2 separate regions of the Homo sapiens genome follow, and region 2 is linked to region 1. The links are chromatin loops, found by intact Hi-C in ENCODE. Cell type or tissue: chondrocyte. All regions are shown on one strand.

Region 1 (8,000 bases):
AAGAGAAAAATGGACAAAATGCATATGGTTTCCTATTCTCCAGAATCCTAGTTTCCCAATTCCTAGCTGCCTTGGTAGCCCAGAACTTCAGTTTTTGTCTCTTAGTCCTGGGAGGCTGAAAACACGCTGACCCCCTACTTTCTATTCAAATGGATTCTGCATCAATAAAGAGTCAGTCAATGTCTTATCCAGTGAATCAAACCATTTCTGTTCTGGAGTTTGGCCACTCACATTTTGATTTTACTGAATATTCTCTGATGGCTTTAAGGAGCAATTTTGTTGTTTTTGTTTTTGTAATTCACACATCATCTACAGTTGTTGCTTTCACAGACAGATTGGTCTGGTAAAATATAATCTGTCATAATCAGAAGTGGAAGTTGTATAAGACTCTCCCTAAAAGGTTTTAAGATTTTTTTTTTTTTTTGAGATGTGGAGTCTCACTCTGTTGCCCAGGCTGGAGTGCAGTGGCATGATCTCGGCCCACTGCAACCTTCATCTCCAGGGTTCAAGCAATTCTCCTGCCTCAGCCTCCAGAGTATCTGGTATTACAGGAGTGCACTACCACATCTGGCTAATTTTTTTGTATTTTTAGTAGAGACGGGGTTTCACCATTTTGGCCAGGCTGGTCTTGAACTCCTGACCTCAAGTGATCCACCTGCTTCAGCCTCCCAAAGTGCTGGGATTACAGGTGTGAGCCATCATGCCTGGCCCTAAATAAGATTTTTGATTGAAGATGTGTAAGCAGAAAAAAATTAAAATAATAAGGGAGCATGATAAGTGTAAAAATGGGCAAGGAATTCCTGAGAAAAGAGAATAAGAGAAGGAGGACAACTCCAAAATGTTTTACAAAACGAATCAAATTGAAATTTTTAAAAGCGTTTTGCTTTAGGAAAAAAAAAAACAAAAAAACAGCTAAAGTAAATATTTGTAAGGTGTTTGCCATCCAGTCAAGTAAAACAGATTGATTTTTATCTGTAAATTGTTTTTCACTGTGAAAATCAGCTGGCTTCTGTTGTTAGAAATCAGAACACAGTGCATTAGGCTGAATAAATGTGTTGCCTAGTAAACTGGCATGGAACTAAATTACATTCAACTGGTGAGTAGTTTAACGATTTTTTTCTGTAAGATGTGAACATGTATATCTCAAATGGTGTGTCTTACTCAGTCAAATTTGTAGACAGAGAGCTTATAAGCCTAACAGAAAGATAAGAGAAGTCATAAAAGTGATGAGGCAAAGCAGATATCCAAACAGCAAAAGTGTTCTAATTTATCTGTGAACATTTAACTGAAATTAATTCTTATATTGTGACAGCAAGTATCGACGGCCTGTATGCATGAGTTAGAGTCATTCATTGTGAGAATTATAAAGATGATCAATGACTTGGCTTTCTGACAAGTAATATTATGAATACATTAAAATTTCTTGTCCTATTCATGAAGTATCTATCCACTCATGAACACATCAGACATCCTGAATTGTCAGGTATACATACAGGTATACGTAAAAAAACACATATCGATTTAAATATAACATTTTGCAGCACTTATTAGGTGCCCTCTGACTATGTGGCCAATTAATATGAACTTGTGACAAATATACAAAAACTGTCAAGAAAGACTCCTTTTTGACTGCTAGAAAGGAAGATAGTGATGTATATAAAATCATATGTTGAACCAAATTGGTTGAACATATAAAATGTTTCTGGCATTTAGTAAGTGCTGAGGATAGAGAGACACCAAAAGACCACTCAGTCCTGTCCTCAAGAAGCATATAATACAGTTGGGATGGCAGATAAATAATTCGATATATAGGGTAGGATGTGATAAATAGTATTCATTTATTTCCTCCACAAATAGTTTTTAATAATATTAAACACTTAAACACAAGTTTAAAGGAGTGAAATTTAAGTTAGTAAAATTAGAAAATTCATAAATGTAAAATGAAGAAAATATAATATTTAGACATTATTATATGATATGTTATAATAATTATGGTTTATAATATATTATTATAATAGCCATTAGCAACATTAGTTAGGAAGTATGAGAGGAGAGATATTTAAAACAAATTGTGTATTTAAAAGAGAATTCTCTGTGGGGGAGGAGATACTATCTAGATTAGGTGGTAACACTGAGGTGAAGGGACTCTCCAGGCAGAGGAGGGAATACACATAAATAGAATGTGGTGGTTTTTTACTATAAGATTTTAGCCAAGCAGGCACGGAATTTTCTAGAACTACTTTCCCTGTATAATTAGGATTTGGCACAAAGAGCTTTAAGTGAGATTTGGAAGGTACAAGAGGAACAGCAGTCATTACAGAAGATTAGTACAAGCCTCCATGCATGGCCAACCCTTGGCACATTTGCTGCTGATTCACGGGCTTCTCTCACTGGTGTGCATAGACCCACAGCTCCTCTGCCTGCTGTCAGATCGCTTCCTTCAGCTTTTCCAAGTCCTGAGTCAGACACGTGTGCAACTCTGGGGTGAAAGACACCAGCTTCTTCTGCAGATTACCTGTATCATTTGGGTTTGAAGCATATTCTGATGTGTCTTTGTGAATACCAGTTTATTCTCAAGGATTTTAGGTTGTCTTTTCTTTTCTTTTTTTTTTTTTTCTATTTCGTTTAGAGCTTTTCTTCCTGATGGCTTATCTACCGATCAAAGCAACTTCTACCTCACCAGCAGATACAGAGGCAACTTCTTCCATAGATTTCTTCACCAGTTTTCCTTAGCTGTCTCCTTGGTAAGTGACTTTTCTCTGATGCTTCAACCGTCTCCTGGAACTTTACTTCACCCACTTTCCCCAGAATTTTGTAAGGCATAAATCCTTATAATGTGTTTTATTTTATATCACTCACAGTTGTTCTGGTTCCATGATTGAATCCTAACCTATACTTATGGTAAATAATTTAAAGTGTTCATCTAGCAACTATAAATAGATGGTGTGTCTAGAGGAGAGGATGAATGTGGGGAGTAGCAGAAAATAAAGCCAGAAAGAAACCACATTATAATCTATTTTTAGAGTAGGATTTTGGTTTCTATCTTCTACAAATGTCACTTGCTGCTTGTGAAAATGGATTGGAGTGGCTATATCTACAACAGAAAAAAACTGTAGATTAGACTATTGTACATTCAAGAAGATAATGTTAGAAATCTGTACACAGGTAAGAGGGTGGGTGGAGAGGCAGGGAGGGATCAGAGTGAAGTACAAATAAATCTGAATAAATATTTTAAAGTGTATTTGGTGCTTGTCTTGCCATGAGTCTTTGCACTAGCAAAGGTTTCCCAAACTCAAATCCTTGGTTCTGTTTTTCAAACTGCCTTTAAGACATAACATAGTGGATGTATTAATTTTATACCTTGTTGAATGTAAGTGAGTATGGATGGGCATACTGAATAAAAATATATTTCTTAACTCGTCTTTATCAGGAACATTTGAAATCCTCTGGTTCTTTGGCACCCAAATATGAAGGTCATTTCATCAAAGGCCTAAAATTTTCATAGAGAGGATTTGAGAAAGGTGATCTCAATAAAATACAAAAAAAAAAAGGAAGAAAAGCTACAGTAAAAGAAATATTGCTACTTATATATGCAAACGAAGACTGAGGACAACTATTATCAGCTTTCTACTCTTAAGAATTATTTAAGTTGCTACTCCTACTTCTACATTTGGACATTGGTTTACCATGCCATTTTTCCTTATATATATTTAAAAAATCTCTTAAAAATTAAAATGGTAGTATGCATGTTTTCAGGCCAAATATATATTTCCAAACTGTTCTAAATTTGTTACTACTGTGTTTTTACTCCTGAGTAATCAATAACATTGAGTAATAAAGACAGAATTATTTATGTATAAATAAAAATTCTCATGAGAATTTTTGTCTATTTTTCCTTTTCTGAGTTGAAAAGCAGCCATTTTCAACATAGCTAATTGTTGCTACAGTATCATTTTAAATTAATGTGGTACAGTGTATGCTGAAATAGCAGTGGAAAAATATTTAAGTTTTAACAATGCTCTACTCAGGTAAATATCCCTGCAGGAATCAAAATTAATAAATATTATCTTCAGTATACATAATACAATATAATATCTTTAATAGGAGTTGCCATTTTACTGAATATCTTCCATTTGATGTTTGTGAAAAGTTTGTTCATTGACATAGCTCAATAATATTCCATTTTACAAATATACCACAATTAATTAACCTATCCTTCTGTAGATAGACATATGGGTTTCTTTCCTTATTATACATCATATTAAACTTTTATATTATGAACAGTTCATTGAATCTATTGATCCATTTGTGGAGAATTTATATCTTTATGATATTGATTTTTCTTCCTAGAGGTATAATATGCCTTTCCATTTATTTGAATCATTTTTAATGTTTTAAAATTTAGATACATTTAATTAATGTGTGTGTATCTGTATGTAAGCTTACTGCAATGCTAAACAGGTAAATATTCAGAACACTCTGTAAAAAAAAAAAAAAGTTGAACTTCCACCTTAATTACTGACTTTTTTTTAATTAATTGTAAGCAGAAATGGGATACTGTTTTCTCTGCCACATTTCTGTCACCTGTGGTCATAATCCCTCGAGCTGTATAAGGGAAGTTGTCTGTTCAAATCATGCAGTGTTCTTATGTCACAAACCAAAACCTGAGTCTATTATGCTGAGCTAATCTGCTTTGACCTGGGTAATTTCCATCCTGGGTTGATCTGATCTGCCAGGAGGTTTGGCCGTCAGATTTTGGTGACTTCTGCTCCTCAGAGAATTCTCAGAATCCCAAATTGCACCCCATCTCACTAAGAGTGTGGAGAGGAAAAGACAGAAGGATAGAAAAAGAGAAGGAGGAGGAAAAGGAAGTATCTATCTACATGTTTATATCTATACCTTTATTTATACTCACAGTAAAGGACATTTGTCAGAATAGCCCCCAAACACTATTGCCGCACCAACATCTATTAAAATATAAACCATCTTTAATAAATACTGAGCTGTGTAAATATTTATTTGCATGCAAAAGAAAAGCTCTTTAGTATTCTTAAGCCAGACTGAGCAGTCAACAGATGATTTTGATAAATGTCTGTTCATTACCTGAACATTTCCATTGCAATATAAAACAAAGATTTCATCTACATTTTATTTTTGCTCCATGAATGGTTCCACACTTTCTAATCAGTGTTATTTTTAAGATTAAATTTGGATAGTAATGTAAATATGGGAGGGGAATGGGTGTCTAAGAGGATTTTCTGGTTCATAGTCATTATAATAGTCACAATATACAAGATAATTTGTAAGTCTAGGCCCCCTTTTGCTCAGGCAGTCTAATTCTTTATGTCCAAGAATTTTGTCAAAGTAATGTTCTTCATGCTAATAAATATAATAAAAACATACCCTTTTCTGGTAGTTGTCTTCTTTTAATATTAATATGTCATTTTTCTTCATGATTCTAAAAACAAATATGAACTGCTTTGTAAATATTGGTCAATGAATACTTCATGACACTCCCTTTTGAAAGGTGTATGACTTGACAGCCGCTATTTAGACATTTCATTTATGTCATGGGTTTTGTTTTCTATTTTTGCTGTTGCTGTTGTTTTAAATCAGGGCTTGATATTGATGGGGCAAGATTAGGAAGTAAAGAACCACATAGTTCTCTCTCCTTCATCTCTTCCTGTGTTAATAAATGGTTCCATGATCTAATAAAAGAGCAAACACAGGAAACAATAAGGGGAATCAAAAAGTGAAAATAAAACAAACAAATCTAGAAACAAGCAAACTTTATCTTGAGTTTTGTGGACTTCCTGCAGAGATTTCTCAATTCCTGTTTCTACTCCAAATGCATTCATGTGACTAGCATGCTCAGTGAATTGGGCATCTTTTGCTCTTTAAAATTACTTATTTAAGAAAAATTTATGTATACTCTGATCCTCTTAACTCTGTTGCATTTGCAGGTTCAGTATGGCCTCTGCTGCTGAAAAGGCTGTGTGCAATGTAAAAAGTGTGTTTAATTCAACCTTTTATTAATTCATCTATAATTTTGAAATTCAGTTTTTTATTTTATTGACTAGTTAACATCTGCCAATCACCATTAAACATCGTACAAGTATTATTTTCTTCACTCTTTACAGAAACCTCATTCTCAATTTACATGTTATAAGTGACATAGCTAAGGTGTAGAGAAGGTGTATGCATGCAAAAATTCACACAATTCATATCAGACGGAGCTAGGACATAAATTCTAGTTCCTTCAAACTTCTTAACATACTGCCACCACAAATTAAGTATCTTATTGGTAATTTATAAGGAACAGAAACTTATTAACTTAACAGTTCTGGAGGCTGGAAAGTCCAAGGTCAAGGTATCCCTAGGTTAGGGCCCAGTTTCTCTTTTCTCTGATTCCAAGATGGTGCCTTGCATGTGGCATCCTCTGGAGGGCAGGGGAATGCTGGATTCTCACATGGCAGGAAGGCAGAGGGTCAAGAGAGAAAAACCAACCTGAAAAGTCCTTTTATTAATGCACTAAATCCACTCATGAGGGTGAAGTGCTTGTAGTCTAATCACATCTTAAAGACCTCACATCTTAATGTAGTTGCAATGGCAATTAAATCTCAACATGAACTTGGGAGGAGGCATTCAAACTACAGCAATCTGGCCTGACCACCCAAAACTTACATCTTTCTCAAATACAAAATACATTTATTCCATCCCATTAGCCTCTAACGTCTTACATTGTTCTGGCATCAACTAATAAGTCCGAAGTCCAGAGTCCTATCTAAATTAGATATCGGTGAGACTCAAAGCATAATTCACCCTGAGGGAAATTCTCTCCAGTTATGAGCCCATGAAATTAAACAAGTGACATACTTCCAAAAGGTGATGGTGGATAAGAATAAAATAGACATCCCATTCCCAAGTAAAGAAATAGTCAAGAAGGAAGCAGTAACATGTACCAAGTAAGCCCAAAACACAACAGGGCCAGCACATGAAATCATAAGGCTTGGGAATAATCTTTGACTTTATACGCCATCTTCCAGACACACTGGGGTGTGAGCTGGACCCCCCTAAGTCCTCAGGAAACCCAACCCCTATGACTTTGCTGGGCTTAGCCCAAAAAGCAGCTCTCGTGGTTTGGAGTCAGGTGCCTTCATCTTCTCCAGGCTGGCATGGCATGCTGGTACGTCTACAGTTCCAGAGTCTTGAGGTGGCCCTGATCCCATTTCTCCCTTCGGCATTATCCTAGTGGGGAATCTCTGCAGTGTTTCATCCCCTGAAAAAAGTCTGTTTGTGCCCCAAGGTTCTTTATGACATCCTTTGAAATCTATGAGGAGCCATACCTCCATAGCTCCTGCATGGTGTGTACCTGCAAAATTAGCACCAACTGGATGCCACCAAGGCTCACCACTTGCACCATCTGGAGCAGTGGCTCAAGCCTGCCCTGGGCCTACTCTACCCACAGCTATAATGGCTGAGAAGCACTGTGCCAGAATGTGGGGAGCAAAGACCCTAGGTTACACTGGACCACAACACTGAGGTCCCATGCATACCCTGGGCCCATCTCCAAAACAATTCTGCCCTCAAGGCAATAGGGCTCAGAGCCTGTGATAGGAAGGGCAGCCTCAGACATGTCCAAAATGCACTGGGGGGTCTTTTTCCCATTGTCTTAATGCATAGCACCTGGTTTCCTCGTATCCATAGTAATCTCTTTATCAAACAGTTGGTTGGCCATACTCTTGGTATTCCATCTAGAACACACTTATTTATTCTTTACATGATCTGGCTGAGAGTTTTCCAGATCTTTATGTTCTGCTTCCCTTTTAATCATAAGCTGTCTTTAAATCATTTCTATCTGCTTACATTTTAATATACACAATTAAAGGAAACCACACAGCACCCTGAATGCTTTGTTGCTAAGATATTTCTTCTGACAGATACCCTAGTTTATCAATCTTAAATTCTACCTTCCATAAAGCTCTAAGTCATCGACACAA
Region 2 (8,000 bases), 630 kb before region 1:
CATCCTTTGCTATTGTGAATAAATAAGCACAGTTTTTAATTGTTGCCTTATACAGTTGCCTTTTAAAACATGGGATAAGAAAAGTGTTACAAACATAATAAATATGTTTATATTGTCTTTTTTTAAAATTATACTTTAAGTTTTGGGATACATGTGCAGAATGTGAAGGTTTGTTACATAGGTATACATGGAGCGAAAATATTTCTAAACAATGTATCTGATGAAAAGTTAATATTCAAAAAATGTAAGGAACTCCAGCTCAATTTCAAAAACAAAAAACAAACAAAAAACAAAAAGACCCCACAACCCAACAAATACCTTGATTAAAAATGGGCCAAATACGTGAATAAGTAATTCTCTAATAGAGACATACAAATGGCCAAAAGGTTTATGAAAGGTGCTCAACATCACTAATCATAAGGAAATGCAAATCAAAACTGCAATGAGATGTCACTTTGCACCTGCTAGGATGGTTATTGTAAACAACCACTACAAAAAAGATAAATACTAGTGGGAATGTGGAGGAAAGTGAACCTCTGTACACTGTTGGTGGGAATGTAAAATGGCTCAGCCACACTTTATGGAAAATAGTGTGGCAATGGTTTTAGTGCAATTATTTTATGGCAATACCTAATACAATTTCAAAATGAATTTCTTAAAAGTAAAGAAATAAAATAGAATCTCTGAAATTTAAGAAAAAAAAAATGAGTTACCCAATGGCAAAGGATAGAATCTCTTATAACACTAGGTGAATAGACTTTGACTAACCAACAAAAACTAACATATTCAATTGAGTGTTGCCTTTCAAAGCCCTCTTATTGTGAGGTTATTCAATTATTTTAATAAAGTAGCTATAGGTTAAGAATTTCTCTTTGTAGATTACTTTTAGAGATAGTTTATAAATCAGTAAAGAAAATCTAGATTTTTTACTTCTTTTTCACATCCAGTGAATTCAGAAAATAACACCCTTCTGATATAATAATTGGATGCTAACCAAGGCAGCCTTAATCCTCTTACCTTGACTAGACTTTGCACAGGTTTCTTCCTGACTGTAGGCACCTGACCTCCTTTTGCTTAGAGAATTTGTTTTAGAAAACTTGTAATTGTAAATCCTTTCTCTGTCCCTTTGAAATGTATGTAAATTATCCTCTAGCCTCTTGCCTGTTTTACAACGCAGAAATTACCTTTCTCGAAGACCTAGAATCTATCCCATTGAGATGTAGTCATCAAGAGGAACAGCTTCCCTATCTTCCAGTCTCTGTGGTAGGGTAAGACCTTCATAAACAAACACCTTGAGCCTAATCACATTGAGCAACCTCTCTGCTAATGTCCTCCAGCACTTTGCTGCTGGCGACCCCCCATGATTAAAAACCCACCCATCTTTTGTTTCAGTGGAATAGAATTCAATCTCTCTCCCCTTTTACAATAGTCTTGGGTAAAGTCTTCCTTGCCTGTCAAACTCTGTCTGGCGTAATTATTCTTTGAAAATGCAAAATAATGTAAAGCACTTTTTTTCAAAATAGATCAAATCCAGGTGGTATGCCTATTTTTTTTTATTATGGTAACCAAACTCAATATGAAAAGCAAAGTGGAAGTGATTTCATGTAAATTCTTATCTGAGAATCTTTTAAAAGTCAATTTCCCGGCCAGGTGCAGTGGCTCACGCCTGTAATCCCAGTGCTACGAGAGGCTGAGGTGGGTAGATCACCTGAGGTCAGAAGTTCGAAATCGGCCTGGCCAACATGGTGAAATCTGTCTCTACAAAAATAGAAAAATTAGCTAGGCATGATGGCAGGTGCCTGAAATGCCAGGTACTCCAGAGGCTGAGGAGGGAAGATCGCTTGAACCCAGAAGGCAGAGGTTGCAGTGAGCCGAGATTGTGCCGTTGCACTCCAGTCTGGGTGACAGAGTCAATTTCCCCTTGCTCTCATTTCTTCTGAACATTTTATGTTAGCCAATTCTTAACATATTGAATTGGCACTTTAAGATTTGAAGGCATATATTTTTCAGAGAATGTACTTTATTTTTCTTTCAATTCATCCTTTTAAATTTCACTAATGTGGAAGTAACATTCTTTCTCCATAAGGGCTTAAGTTGTTAAAAGATGAGACACAGGGATTTTCTTCTGTGTACCTCTAAACTTAAGGGATATTTTGCATTCCCTTTCAGTAGGATGTCACACAGCATTCCAGAGGCGAAGTACTTAGGGTAGCAATTACATTACTTTAATGGAATCACTTTTAAAGGTGCTATAATCAATCATCATTAACAACAACAAAAGTGACAAAAACTAACTTTGTTAACTAGGAGAGATTTTGAGCTCGAGATCCTTCCAACTAATTATATTTTGATAGATCATTTGGAACTAGCTTTAAATGTTTCCAGGAGTTTCTGAACAGTTGCCTTTTTAGAAGCCAGTTTTATTTTTAATAATATGAGAAAGGGACCAGAGATTTTTCTGGGAGTGAATTAATCAGGGTGAGGAAAGAAAATAGGGGTTAAAGAAAATTTGCTTTGTGAGATGGAAAGATACTCATGTACGGTGATGTTAACTTTTATTAAAGGCAAAAGAGAGAGCAGCCATTTCGTACAAACATACACAGACAACCAATGAAGGAGACTAAAGATAGGAATTTCCCATAACTAATGGGCCTCAAATATTTGTTCTTTGAACACAAGTGTAAGGCCTTCTGCATGGGTCACTAGGCTGGGCCCAGTACATTGATATTACTTTTTGAGTCGTAAATTAGAACATTTGTCCTGGCAATTATAAATCTATGCAAAGAATACAGTAATATAAACTACTTCATATATTCTGAAGCTGCTTTTAAAATATTTTGAGTGTGGTTGTGTAGGCTAAAGTATAGATACTCTATTAGGGCCTCATAAACAAAGGAGAAATGTTGGATGGGATGGAGAAAATTCAAGGATTGGGGAAAAATGTCAATGCTAAACAGTAAAATTATAACGAAACTACCTTGATAAGAAAACAAAAGTGCAAAACACTTTGCTAGCTTTTTCTACGGCAGCTTCAGCAGGTGGCGCTGGTGAGCTTCCAATAGGTAATAATGTGCATGGTAAAAGTTGAGTTTCATGGGTTATGCGGATGTACTGCTCTCCTCTCCAGGGCTCCAGGGATGAAAAAACGTGCAGTCCAATAAAGATCTGAAATACGTCATTCTTTTAGTATATATGTATTAAACAGATGCCTATGTAGGTATCAATTTATATTAGCAATTACAAACATATTCATGGCTTATTTCTAAAGAAAAGTGCCTGATAATAAAAAGATTTATTTGAAATTACTCAACATAAGTTTTAAAAAATGTCTAGTCCTGGCAGGGTGCGGTGGCTCACGCCTGCAATCCCAGCACTTTGGGAGGCCGAGGTGGGCGGATCACGGGGTCAGGAGTTAGAGACCAGCCTGACCAACATGGTGAAACCCCATCTCTACTAAAAATACAAAAATTAGCCGGATATGGTGGCTCGCGTCTGTAATCCCAGCTACTCAGGAGGCTGAGGCAGGATAATCACTTGAACCCACGAGGCGGAGGTTGCATTGAGCTGAGCTTGCGCCACTGCACTCTAGCCTGGGCAACAGAGCGAGACTCCGTCTCAAAAAAAAAAAAAGGAAAAAGAAAGTCTCGCCCTCAGTTTTCCTGAATTTCTCTCAAGTTCTATATGAGTACATCTGCCAAGGGCCACATTATTTTGTGAATGGATAATTGAGATAATTGGCAGTATGTTACAGAGCAGTGGCAGTTCTCCTTGAACTTAGACAAGATGCAAGTCACTTAAGGATGTTGTAAAATGTGGGTTTTAATTCAGTACATCTGAGTGGGACCTGAGATTCTGCATTCCTAACAAGCTCCCTGATGATGGCAATGCTGTAAATTTTCATATTACGCCGAGTAGCAAGGCTATAGGGGAATTTATATCAGATCTACCTTCCAGCCCTGGTAATCTTCCTTAACAAGTATGTGACCTTGATGAAGTCAGTTTATCTCTAATAATGAAATAGAAAAAATAAAGTAGTATCTCTTCTTTTTATTTATAGTAATCATTTTAGGGTCTTATAAAATGCTGAATTATCTACCAAAGGAAACATTCAGTTATATTTTGTAAATAGTTGGAAAACCAGTTGCATATATTGACTTTAACATATTAGAAAATGATTGACACATAAAAATTATTGGCTAAATGTGAAAAGTTTACTTATTTCAGATTTTAGTTTCTGTATTGACTTTTAACCTTAGAGAGATCCTTAAAACATAAGTGAATAGGAATGCAAGGTATATAAATGAGAGAATTGACAACAAGTCTAAAAACGGGGTGGAAATACTTCATTGAAAGAAAGAATGAGAAAAAATGCAAATTACTTAATTTTGTAATTATGATTTTAAAATAACATCCCAGAAAGAAATGAGAAAATAATTGTAAGTCATTTTTAATTGTGTGACTCAAATAATAAATTAATATCCCCATAGGGATGTAGTGATCAGCTAAAAGCGGCTTGCTGAGTGCCTACGAGCACCAGTGAGGTAGTGAAGCTATCCTGGGCTAACAAAGACGCTTATCCTTAAGTCACGTCTTCCTTATAGTTGATACCTGGTTTCCTGTTTGACTTGAGTAAAAATTTCCACCACACACTGTTTGTCCATATGTGTCTCAGCAGTAGAACAGTGACTAACAGCAGTTTTATTGGATTGGGCATTTGTTATCATTGTAATTAATGCCTGAATGTTCAGCAAGTGAGTCGTGTCAATAAATGGCATCTCAGACATGCAGGTAAATCGAAGAAGAATGCTTAGGCTTCTATATGGAAGTGCTGCAATCTTCAGTTATGTAAGTAATTTGTATCTCCTTTCTTAGTGCTTTGGAATCCCACTGCCTAAGGTCTTATTCCAGCTCTAAAGTTTAATGACTATGGCTTGGACAAGTTACTCAACTTCTCTGAAACTCAGTTTCTTCATCTGCAAAATGCAAGTATTATCAGAGCTTAACTTTCTAGGGTTGTTTAGGAAATTTTAAAAGAGATATAATACATGGGAACACAGTTTTGGTATTTGGTAACCTATCAACGCATGTTGGCTGCTAGTATTGCACTTGCCATTATTATTATCAGTAGTTGTTATTGCTGCATTGCAGAAATGGACTCTAGTTTATTTTCTGAACTTTTTGATTGTTGTTACTTTGTGATCATATTGATACTCAAATTCAACTATTAATTACGAACTATTAGTGCAGTTTAAGAGTTTCAGCCTTGTTTTAAAATCACATTTTTCCTATAGTCATTTTAGCCTTTGACGAAGATTTATTCTTCTTTTAAAATGAAGTCATGTTAACTAATTAATTACTGTAACTCTTTAGGTGATTCTGTAAATAGTTTTAATATTTTGGATAATTGTCATTAGTAATAATTTCCGCAGTTTTTCTTACAAAAGCAGTAATCATCTCTTGCATTTTTATGTTAACCTTAAAAAACTATGACAACCTGAAGTTTCTAAAGATGAATTCTCCTAAAGGTGAATCTAAATATTAAAATTCAATGGCATTTAGTGTGTTTCATACATACTATATTATTTGGTAGAGCTAACTTCCTTATGACCCAAAGTAATTTTGAGTTATAGCGTATGTAGGTAGGTAGATGCAATCTGATTTTCACAAATGAATAATTAGATTTGAAATTTAGTTCAGTTATTTTTCACAGCTACACAGCTTAAAAGCAGCAGAGAGAGATCTCAAGCCCAGGCCTCATTGTTCCAAATCCAGTACTGTTTTTAAAGCCACAAAGAGACTTTGACCTATAAGGTCTGGGAGTCAGCTTCAGGAGGATGTCGAGTTAAATCCATAAGTAGCATTTGAGATTATGTGGTTCCCAAGATGTCCTAAAGGAATTATCTGCCATTCTCACTCAAAGGCTTCATTTGACAGTACTTCCATCAGGAAACACTACGCTTTCCTGCTAAAACTGCCTATGGCTTTGGAATGCAGTACTATGGTTGTCACCACAAGCTCCAACTAAATGCTCAGTGGGATTATTGGCTCAGTGAGAGCCTAGCTTGGATCCTGACCTTACCTACTAAATGCACAAGATATTAAAACTGGAATCAACTTAATTCTCCCATTCAGCCAACAAGTATTTCCTGAGCTCCTAGTATACAAATTGATGCATAAGTTATAAAATCTAGTGAGTAAATAAGTAATTACAAGTTGTGTTAATCATAAATATGAAAGGTCAGTGGAGGGAGCAGGTTGTTGATATAGACTATGAATTGGAGGTGGAAAGGAAGCAGGGTGGTCTGAGAAGGGCTCTCAGTCTCCTTGCTTTACCGATTAGAAAACTGAAATCCTGACACATGAATTGCTGGTGAAGATCCCTTAGGTAAGTGACAGATGGACCAACACCAGAACCTATGTCCCTTCACTCCAACACTCAGGATTTTTACTTGATGTTTTGGAAATTAGTATTTTCAGATAGTCTAGTTGGTTTTAAAACTCAGCAACTATTTTTCTCAGATATATGTAGCACTATAAACATGTATATTAAAAAGAGAAAAGTAAACCTTTTCCCTGAGGAAAAGGCATTAAAAGTAAGTAAAATACTTAAGAATGCCATACTAAAGTGTATTTTTGTACCGTATTCATGTATATATTTCTTTTTCTATCTATCTATTATTTATCACCTATCTATCCATCTATCTACATCTAGTTAGATAGATCAATGATAGATCAATAAATATATATAAACTATCTAGGATCTAACCCATTTAACCAGAGCCTGTTACTAAAGTTCTGCCTGGCATCAGGGATGTACTCAAGTTGGAAATCACAGGCTATACCTAAGACATCTGAATTGTGACCTTCACGGAAAACAGCCCTGGGAAAGAGTGGTCAGTATTAGAGGTTTTCAGAGACTGTGTCTTTTATTGACACCAACAATGGCACGTATTGGCCCCCAGTAGGACTGTGAGTGAAATCTTACCTCTGACACTTGCAGACATTACCAACTGATGATGCACAGCAGTCCTGTATCAAAGGCTACTCACATAAAATGAGAATTATTAAGAGAGTGAAGCTAATTTCACAACCAAGGTACACAGTGTAACAGAGAATTTAGTCACATTCGGTTATAGGCGGTAAAATGTTGATGTGGGGAGCCCAGAAGGGAAAATTCAACACGTTGAGTCACACAGCAGAGCTGGTCTATGAACTGGATTCTGAAATTTACAGTTGATAAGTATAGAATTTTGGTCTCACTATTTCAGTCTTCCATACCATAGACCTCTCATCCATGGGACTGAAGCAAGCAATGGTGTGCATTCAAATGGAAGGCTCTTGTGGCTGATTCCTGGGGTCTTTGAGGACTAAGTATCCATAGGGAGGTGGCTGCCCTGCATTGTGAAGTGTCCTTGAGGCATGTGGCAGAGTCTGCAGCAAGGAGCCCCAGAGTTAAGCAGAGCCTCCTTTTCCGATGTTACAGTATGAAGCCAGTCATTGCCTAACTTTCAACCCCAATAACTCCTTTTTATTGATTTTTTTCTATAAACATTAAGATTAGAGTATTTGCCACATTGTTCTTATCATGTGCAAATAATTAGCTGTCACATCGTTATTATTCAGGTATATAAAATCACAATTAAGAACTTCTGATTATTCAAAGATAACTAGTGGCATCACATTGAGCTGTCATCATTTTAGCCAAAGCAAGACAAAAGACAGCAAAACTCATTATTTTACTTAACCTGTGAGGTTTTACCTAAGACAAGCTTTGGCTTTTTTGAAATGTTGAATTCAGCCCTTCATTGATAATAGGGACCTCTCTGACTAGAAATCACTGGGTTAAGTTTTGAGGGTTTGTCTGACTAACTCACTTTTTCTTTTCTTTCCTCTCTTTTCTTTCTTTCCTTTCCTTTCCCTTCCCTTCCCTTCCCTTCCCTTCCCTTCCCTTCCCTTCCCTTCCCTTCCCTTCCCTTCCCTTCCCTTGCCTTCCCTTCCCT

The links. Hi-C counts contacts between places; a loop is a spot of excess contacts. Peaks named below come from ENCODE experiments on the same cell type or tissue, not always from the same donor. Only the 100,000 strongest peaks of a DNase experiment are listed, where the experiment ranks them.
Region 2: a loop joins it to region 1, with 2.2 times the contacts of the local background. A loop is called at or near these places in 8 of 110 quality-filtered maps.

Annotation. Positions count from the first base shown.
Region 1 is chr4:43,761,032-43,769,031 of GRCh38, forward strand. LOC124900848 (a long non-coding RNA gene) reads left to right here and starts at 2,464. Exons shown (of 2, transcript XR_007058445.1): 1 at 2,464-2,744; 2 at 3,431-5,402. RefSeq lists enhancers at 2,072-2,201, 2,272-2,341. In chondrocyte, no CTCF peak of the experiment used is centred here; no DNase peak of the experiment used is centred here.
Region 2 is chr4:43,129,142-43,137,141 of GRCh38, forward strand. No RefSeq gene overlaps it. Among named protein-coding and RNA genes, the nearest start is that of GRXCR1, 240 kb to the left of the region's middle. RefSeq lists an enhancer at 977-1,570. In chondrocyte, CTCF peaks have their summits at 3,045 (motif pointing right) and 3,254; no DNase peak of the experiment used is centred here.